Regions from separate parts of the Homo sapiens genome. Here region 2 is linked to region 1. Evidence: chromatin contacts called from ENCODE Hi-C or POLR2A ChIA-PET data. All regions are on one chromosome and are shown on one strand. The core of a region is the stretch at or near the end of the contact, and the rest is flanking DNA. Distances in the headings are between cores, read along the strand shown.

Region 1 (2,950 bases), core at 224-2,723:
CACTCACGGCGACACTTAATTGAGAGGAATGAGGGCCAGAATTCAAGTCCAGGTTCATGGACAAGTCATGTCCTTTTCAAGACCTACACTGGAAGCCACATCTATGGCCCTTGCTCAGTGTCTCCTTAGTAACCATCGTGGTGCCTCACATGGTGAAAGCTTGACAAACTTTGAAGGACTTCAGCACATGTGGTCTCATTCATTCTACAAAGTCAAGATGTCTTTAACTCTCCTACCTATTTCTTGGGAATAAAACAGAGCTTGAATGACTTTAGTGATAAATAACTTTGGAATAGCAACTCCACATCTTTCCATGCATTGCAGCCTCATGGCATCCGTGTGAGGGAATGTCATTATTATCCCATTTTAGAGGTGCAGTGGGTGAGGTTGGAAGAAGTTTTGACTTTTCTGAAGAAACTTAACTAGAACATGAAAGAGTTCATTCTGAACCCAAGTTCCAGGTTTTTCTATCACTGTTCCATTGGCTTCCTTTATTTCTGTTAATAGTGTGATTGCTAAGAATAAATGCCTAACATTTACTAAGTGCCTCTATGAGCCAAGTAACACAGTAAGGAATTGCACATGGATTACCTCAGGGCAAGGCAGAGGGGTGCATGGCCGGCCTGCAGGACAGCCCAGCAGCGGGAGCATCAGGGCAAGCTGAGAATCCATTTAGGAGATGGGGCCTACTAGTATTTCCATTCTACAGATGCCTAAACTAAGGCTTGGATGAGTTAACTCACTCCCATGAGGACACAGAGCCAGCAGGTGAAGATGGAGCCATGATACCTAACTCAGCACTCTGTCTCCAGAGCCAACGACAGGTCCTGGAACCATTAGCCGTATGGCGACTACTTCTCAATTCATTATCAGCACCTCTCATTCATTTCACATGCAAGCCAGCTTCTTAGAGGAAACAGCATTAATTATGTAGACATATGTTTATGTTGGTCAATGGACTTCTTGCTGTTGTTATATGGCTTGAGGATTGGTCTCCTCTTTTACGACAATAGTCATAGAAAATGTTTCACAAGTATATTACAGAAGTGACAGCATATATCAAAGACACTCCGTTAAAGATGAAAGTGTAGAAACGCCAGGTTTTCTGGGAAGGGGTCGCCCAAGGGAAAGAGTTGAAGATTGAAGGTTGATAGGAACAGCCTGTGTTCAAAGACAGTCATGAGTTTACGAAGCTGTGGAATGTTTATGGAGGACATCGGCCATCCAACATGAGGATGAACTTCATTCCCCGAGGCCTGGCGCAGGATGGAGCTGTGATTACGTGGGCTGTCCTTTGCACGGGAACAGGGGCTCCATCGATGAATAACAGGGGGTACCTCCAAAAGGCCACGCTGACTCTGGGAATTGCTTTGAATTTCAGGCTTAGAGAGCTGGGGCTGGAGTGCTGACCATGACTTTGAAGCTAAAAGCAGTGTGTGCTCTGAGGCAAGGAGCTGCAGCTTGGACCTGAGCCCTGGGAAGCTGCCCAGAGGCACTGCATGGCAGAGCAGGCTGGGGGCAGGAGCAGAGACAGCTCTTTACCGAGACCAGCTCCAAGACAGCTCGCCCCTAATAAGGAAGTAGAGTGGCACTCCCCCATACCTCATCTCAGAGACCTCCCAGGTCCTTCAGCCTCGCTGAAGGAAGGCCGAGCCTCTGTGGGGCCCTGAGATGTTAGGGCTGAGCAGATTCTAAAGCAGGACTCTCAGTCCTGAGCAGCAGAAGATCAGATGAGGGTGAGAACTGCCCCCAAACTGAGCTGCCAGTTAGATTCAGAAATGTGCTCAGGCTGGTGGGTAGAGCTGCCTGACACTTTATTCCTTTTCTTCATGTCATTTACTGTAATATTAATAATCTCTGGTTACACATCATCTCTAAATGTCACGATCTTGAAGGTCAGTGTTAGGGGTGAATTGTGTCTCCCAGAAAGCCAAGTTCAAGTTGTAAACCGTACCTGTGAATGGGACCTTATTTGGAAATAGGTATTTGTGAATGTGATCGAGTTAAAATGAGGTCATGCTGGCTTACCTGGGGACTTAATCCAATGATGGAGGTCCTCCTAAGAGGAGGAAATTTATACCGAGACACACAGGGAAGACCTCAAGTGACCACAGAGGCAGAGACGGGAGCGATGTGGCTGGAAGCCGAGCAATGCCAAGGACTGCATCAGCACTAGAGGCTGGAAGCAGGGGAGACCCTTTCCGGAGCCTTCAGAGGGACCACGGCCTGTGGACCCCATGATTTTGGACCCTCAGCCTCCAGAACTGTGAAAAAACACACTTCTTGTGTCAAGCCCGAGGTTGTGGCAATTCATTGCAGTGGCCCGAGTGCACTAAGATCAAAGTCCTAAAACCTTTGTTTTCCATAGGAGGATATCGAGGCTCAGAACACTGTCCCTCCACAAAAGGGTGGCACTGCTAAGACTAGGCCCAGACCTTCTCCGTCAGCCCTGTTCTCAGGGATCCCTTGGCGATGGGACCTGAAGTTCTGGAGGGAGCTGCCACAGCAGCATGGATCCAGGAGGCTCCCGGGTCACATGCTTGGGGCAGTCGGAGGTTCCAAGTGTGGTGCCAAGTGCCCAGTTGAGTTGTTGGCACTTCTGGCCTTTGGAGTCACTCTGTGGACGCTGGTAAGTCATCAAAGAGGGTGTTGCCTCTGTGAACGTCAGGGGCACAGCCTAGCGGAGAGTGGGCCTTGGGGACATGGGGACCCCTAATTTAATATAGACATGGCACACAAGGCAGTGGAGGCAGCTCCTGTCAGCACCCTGGGGCGGCAGACAGGCTGGAACCTGTGGTCTCGGGATCAACCACCCTGGGAAGCAAAACGTACTTCCCGCCGTTCTCCACACTGAGGCGCCATTAACAAGGCCCTAGCAAGCAACTAGGCCTGGCTCGGGCAAGGCCGCCACTTCCGTAAGCTTTAGAGCCAAAGACAGCAGGTGCCCAAG
Region 2 (2,950 bases), core at 269-2,768, 54 kb before region 1:
CTGAAGAGCTTCTGCACAGCAAAAGAAACTACCATCAGAGTGAACAGGCAACCTACAGAATGGGAGAAAATTTTTGCAATCTACTCATCTGACAAAGAGCTAATATCCAGAATCTACAATGAACTCAAACAAATTTACAAGAAAAAAACAAACTACCCCATCAAAAAGTGGGCAAAGGATATGAATGGACACTTCTCAAAAGAAGACATTTATGCAGCCAAAAGACACATGAAAAAATGCTCATCATCACTGGCCATCAGAGAAATGCAAATCAAAACCACAATGAGACACCATCTCACACCAGTTAGAATGGCAATCATTAAAAAGTCAGGAAATAACAGGTGCTGGAGAGGATGTGGAGAAATAGGAACACTTTTACACTGTTGGTGGGACTGTAAACTAGTTCAACCATTGTGGAAGACAGTGTGGTGATTCCTCAGGGATCTAGAACTAGAAATACCATTTGACTCAGCCATCCCATTACTGGGTATATACCCAAAGGATTATAAATCATGCTGCTATAAAGACACATGCACACGTATGTTTATTGCGGCACTATTCACAATAGCAAAGACTTGGAACCAACCCAAATGTCCATCAATGATAGACTGGAGTAAGAAAATGTGGCACATATACACCATGGAATACTATGCATTCATAAAAAATGATGAGTTCATGTCCATTGTAGGGACATGGATGAAGCTGGAAACCATCATTCTCAGCAAACTATTACAAGGACAAAAAAACCAAACACCACGTGTTCTCACTCATAGGTGGGAATTGAACAATGAGAACACTTGGACACAGGAAGGGGAACATCACACACCGGAGCCTGTTGTGGGGTGGGGGGAGGGGGGAGGGATAGCATTAGGAGATATACCTAATGTAAATGACAAGTTAATGGGTGCAACACACCAACATGGCGCATGTATACACATGTAACAAACCTGCACATTGTGCACATGTACCCTAGAACTTAAAGTATAATAAAAAAAAATGTGGCACACCGTGGAACACTATGCAGCCATAAAAAAGGATGAGTTCATGTCCTTTGCAGGGACATGGATGAAGCTAGGAGCCATCATTCTCAGCAAACTAACACAGGAACAGAAAACCAAACACCATATGTTCTCACTCATAAGTGGGAGTTAAACAATGAGAACATACGGACACAGGGAGGGGAACATCACACATGGGGGCCTGTTGGGGGTCGGCGGCTAGGAGAGGGATAGCATTAGGAGAAATACCTAATGTAGATGACGTGTTTATGGGTGCAGCAAACCACCATGGCACGTGTATACCTAATGTAACAAACCTGCACGTTCTGCACATGTATCCCAGAACTTAAAGTATAAGAATTTAAAAAATAGCCATTTTAGTGGGTTTCTTCCTATGTGTTTCTCTGAAGTCCTCCTCTCTTTTCTCTCATATGGACATCAGTCACTGGATTTAGGATTCATCCGAAATTCAGGATGAGTCATCTTAAGATCTTCAATTACATCTGCAAAGCCTCTAATTCCAAATAGTCACTCTCTGAAGTCCCAGGTGGGTGTGAACCTTTGGAGGACACAAGTCAACCCAGTGAGTAGGAAGTGGAAGTTGAGGTTCCTTTTTTCCACATGGATATCCAGTTCCAGCATGATTTCTGAAAATAACTTACTTTCTTTCTGCCATGATGTTCAAATATGCTTTATTCTCACCAAATTTTGGTCTGTTGGTTCTACCAATCACTGAAAGAGAAATGTTGAAGCCATGGAATTGTCTTGGTGGATTTTGTCTATTTCTCCACCAGTTATGCCATTTTCTTCGTGTATTTTCAAGCTCTGCTATCAGGCACACACACATCTAGAATTATTGTCAGTTTTTCCCTGTTCTTCATTTGGATAATTTCTATTGCCCTGCATCCAAAGGCACTATTCTTTTCTTCTCTCATATCCAAGCTGTTGTAAGCCAGTCCAGTAAATTTTTTTATTTCCCATATTATATTTCTCAGCTTTAGAATTTGTGTTTTATTCTTTTTAATAGTTTGGAATTTTTGTTAAAATCCCCAGCCATTCACCTTTTTGTTTCTCTTTTGCTTCAAGTCTCTGAAATATCAGCTGCTTTAAGTCCTCGTCTGCTCATTCCCACATTCCCACTACATCCAGGTAGGTCTCCACTGACCTTTTCCCCTCCTGGTTATGGTGTTCATCTCCCTGCTTCTTTTCACCTCTAGCGATTGTTTTAATTGTGCGTTTAACATTATAGGATGCCATCCTGCTGAAATGCTGCACTCTGTCGTTGGAGCTGTGGGTGTCTCTGAAGTCCTCCTCTCTTTTCTCTCATATGGACATCAGTCAGATGTAAGGGCTGCTGAGTTTTGCTTGGTCAGCAGTGAATTTATCGGTGGGACTGGCTGACTTTCGCAGGCTTCCCTGTAAGTTTAACTGGAGAAGTCCCCGCATAGCCCTACCTGGCAGCTGAGAGAGACCCGTGCACGGCGCGTGCCGTTCTGTGTCCCTGTTGAATGCAGGTGTGCAGTGCGGTCTCCCCAACCTTCTGCGTGGGCTACTCTGGACTCTCCGTTCTGCTCAAAGTGTTCTTTGTTCTCCATGAGGCTCAAGGGGACTCTCCGCAGATTTCTTCAGATCCTGTCAGACACCCACTGCAAACCTTGCCACCTCCTCACACACCCCAACCTCTACCATCTGTCCGCAACTCCATGAGGCCACCATGCTGTACATGGGCTCCACCCGCTCATGCCACAGTCCAGAGAGAGCATCTCAGCAATCCCAGAGCACACCCCACGCACCCGCCAGGAATCCCACCCTTGGCTGTGGTCCTCAGTGTCTGAAAACAGGTGCTTCATGCATTCTGTTCAGTTTCTACTTGTTGATGTGGAGAGGGATACTTCAGCACCAGTACTCTGTTGTGTCTCATAAATGGGTCCTAATTAGTATTTTCTTACTTT

Evidence for each region. Hi-C counts contacts between places; a loop is a spot of excess contacts on that map. ChIA-PET counts read pairs that join two places held with the same protein, here RNA polymerase II (POLR2A). Pooled maps may share reads with other maps.
Region 2: a map of aorta shows a loop between it and region 1 (2.1-fold over the local background). The contact joins the promoter of LINC00396 here to the enhancer-like site in region 1. A Hi-C loop is called at or near these places in 7 of 168 maps with a recorded cell type or tissue (IMR-90, Right ventricle myocardium superior, aorta and 2 more) and 7 of 50 pooled maps. POLR2A ChIA-PET finds 5 or more read pairs at or near these places in 1 of 52 experiments (MCF 10A).

Annotation. Positions count from the first base shown.
Region 1 is chr13:110,105,428-110,108,377 of GRCh38, forward strand. All of the region lies in intron 1 of LINC03082 (long intergenic non-protein coding RNA 3082), which reads right to left. Among named protein-coding and RNA genes, the nearest start is that of LINC03032, 15 kb to the right of the region's middle. Within about 2 kb of position 1,474, at least 11 of the 41 ENCODE cell types and tissues checked have a DNase peak (open chromatin) inside an H3K27ac peak, as active enhancers do; they include heart right ventricle, where a contact is called at or near this core.
Region 2 is chr13:110,051,767-110,054,716 of GRCh38, forward strand. It overlaps LINC00396 (long intergenic non-protein coding RNA 396), which reads left to right and starts at 1,519. Exons shown (of 4, transcript NR_126387.1): 1 at 1,519-1,545; 2 at 2,085-2,147; 3 at 2,248-2,416. The region is part of intron 2 of LINC03082 (long intergenic non-protein coding RNA 3082); the gene reads right to left.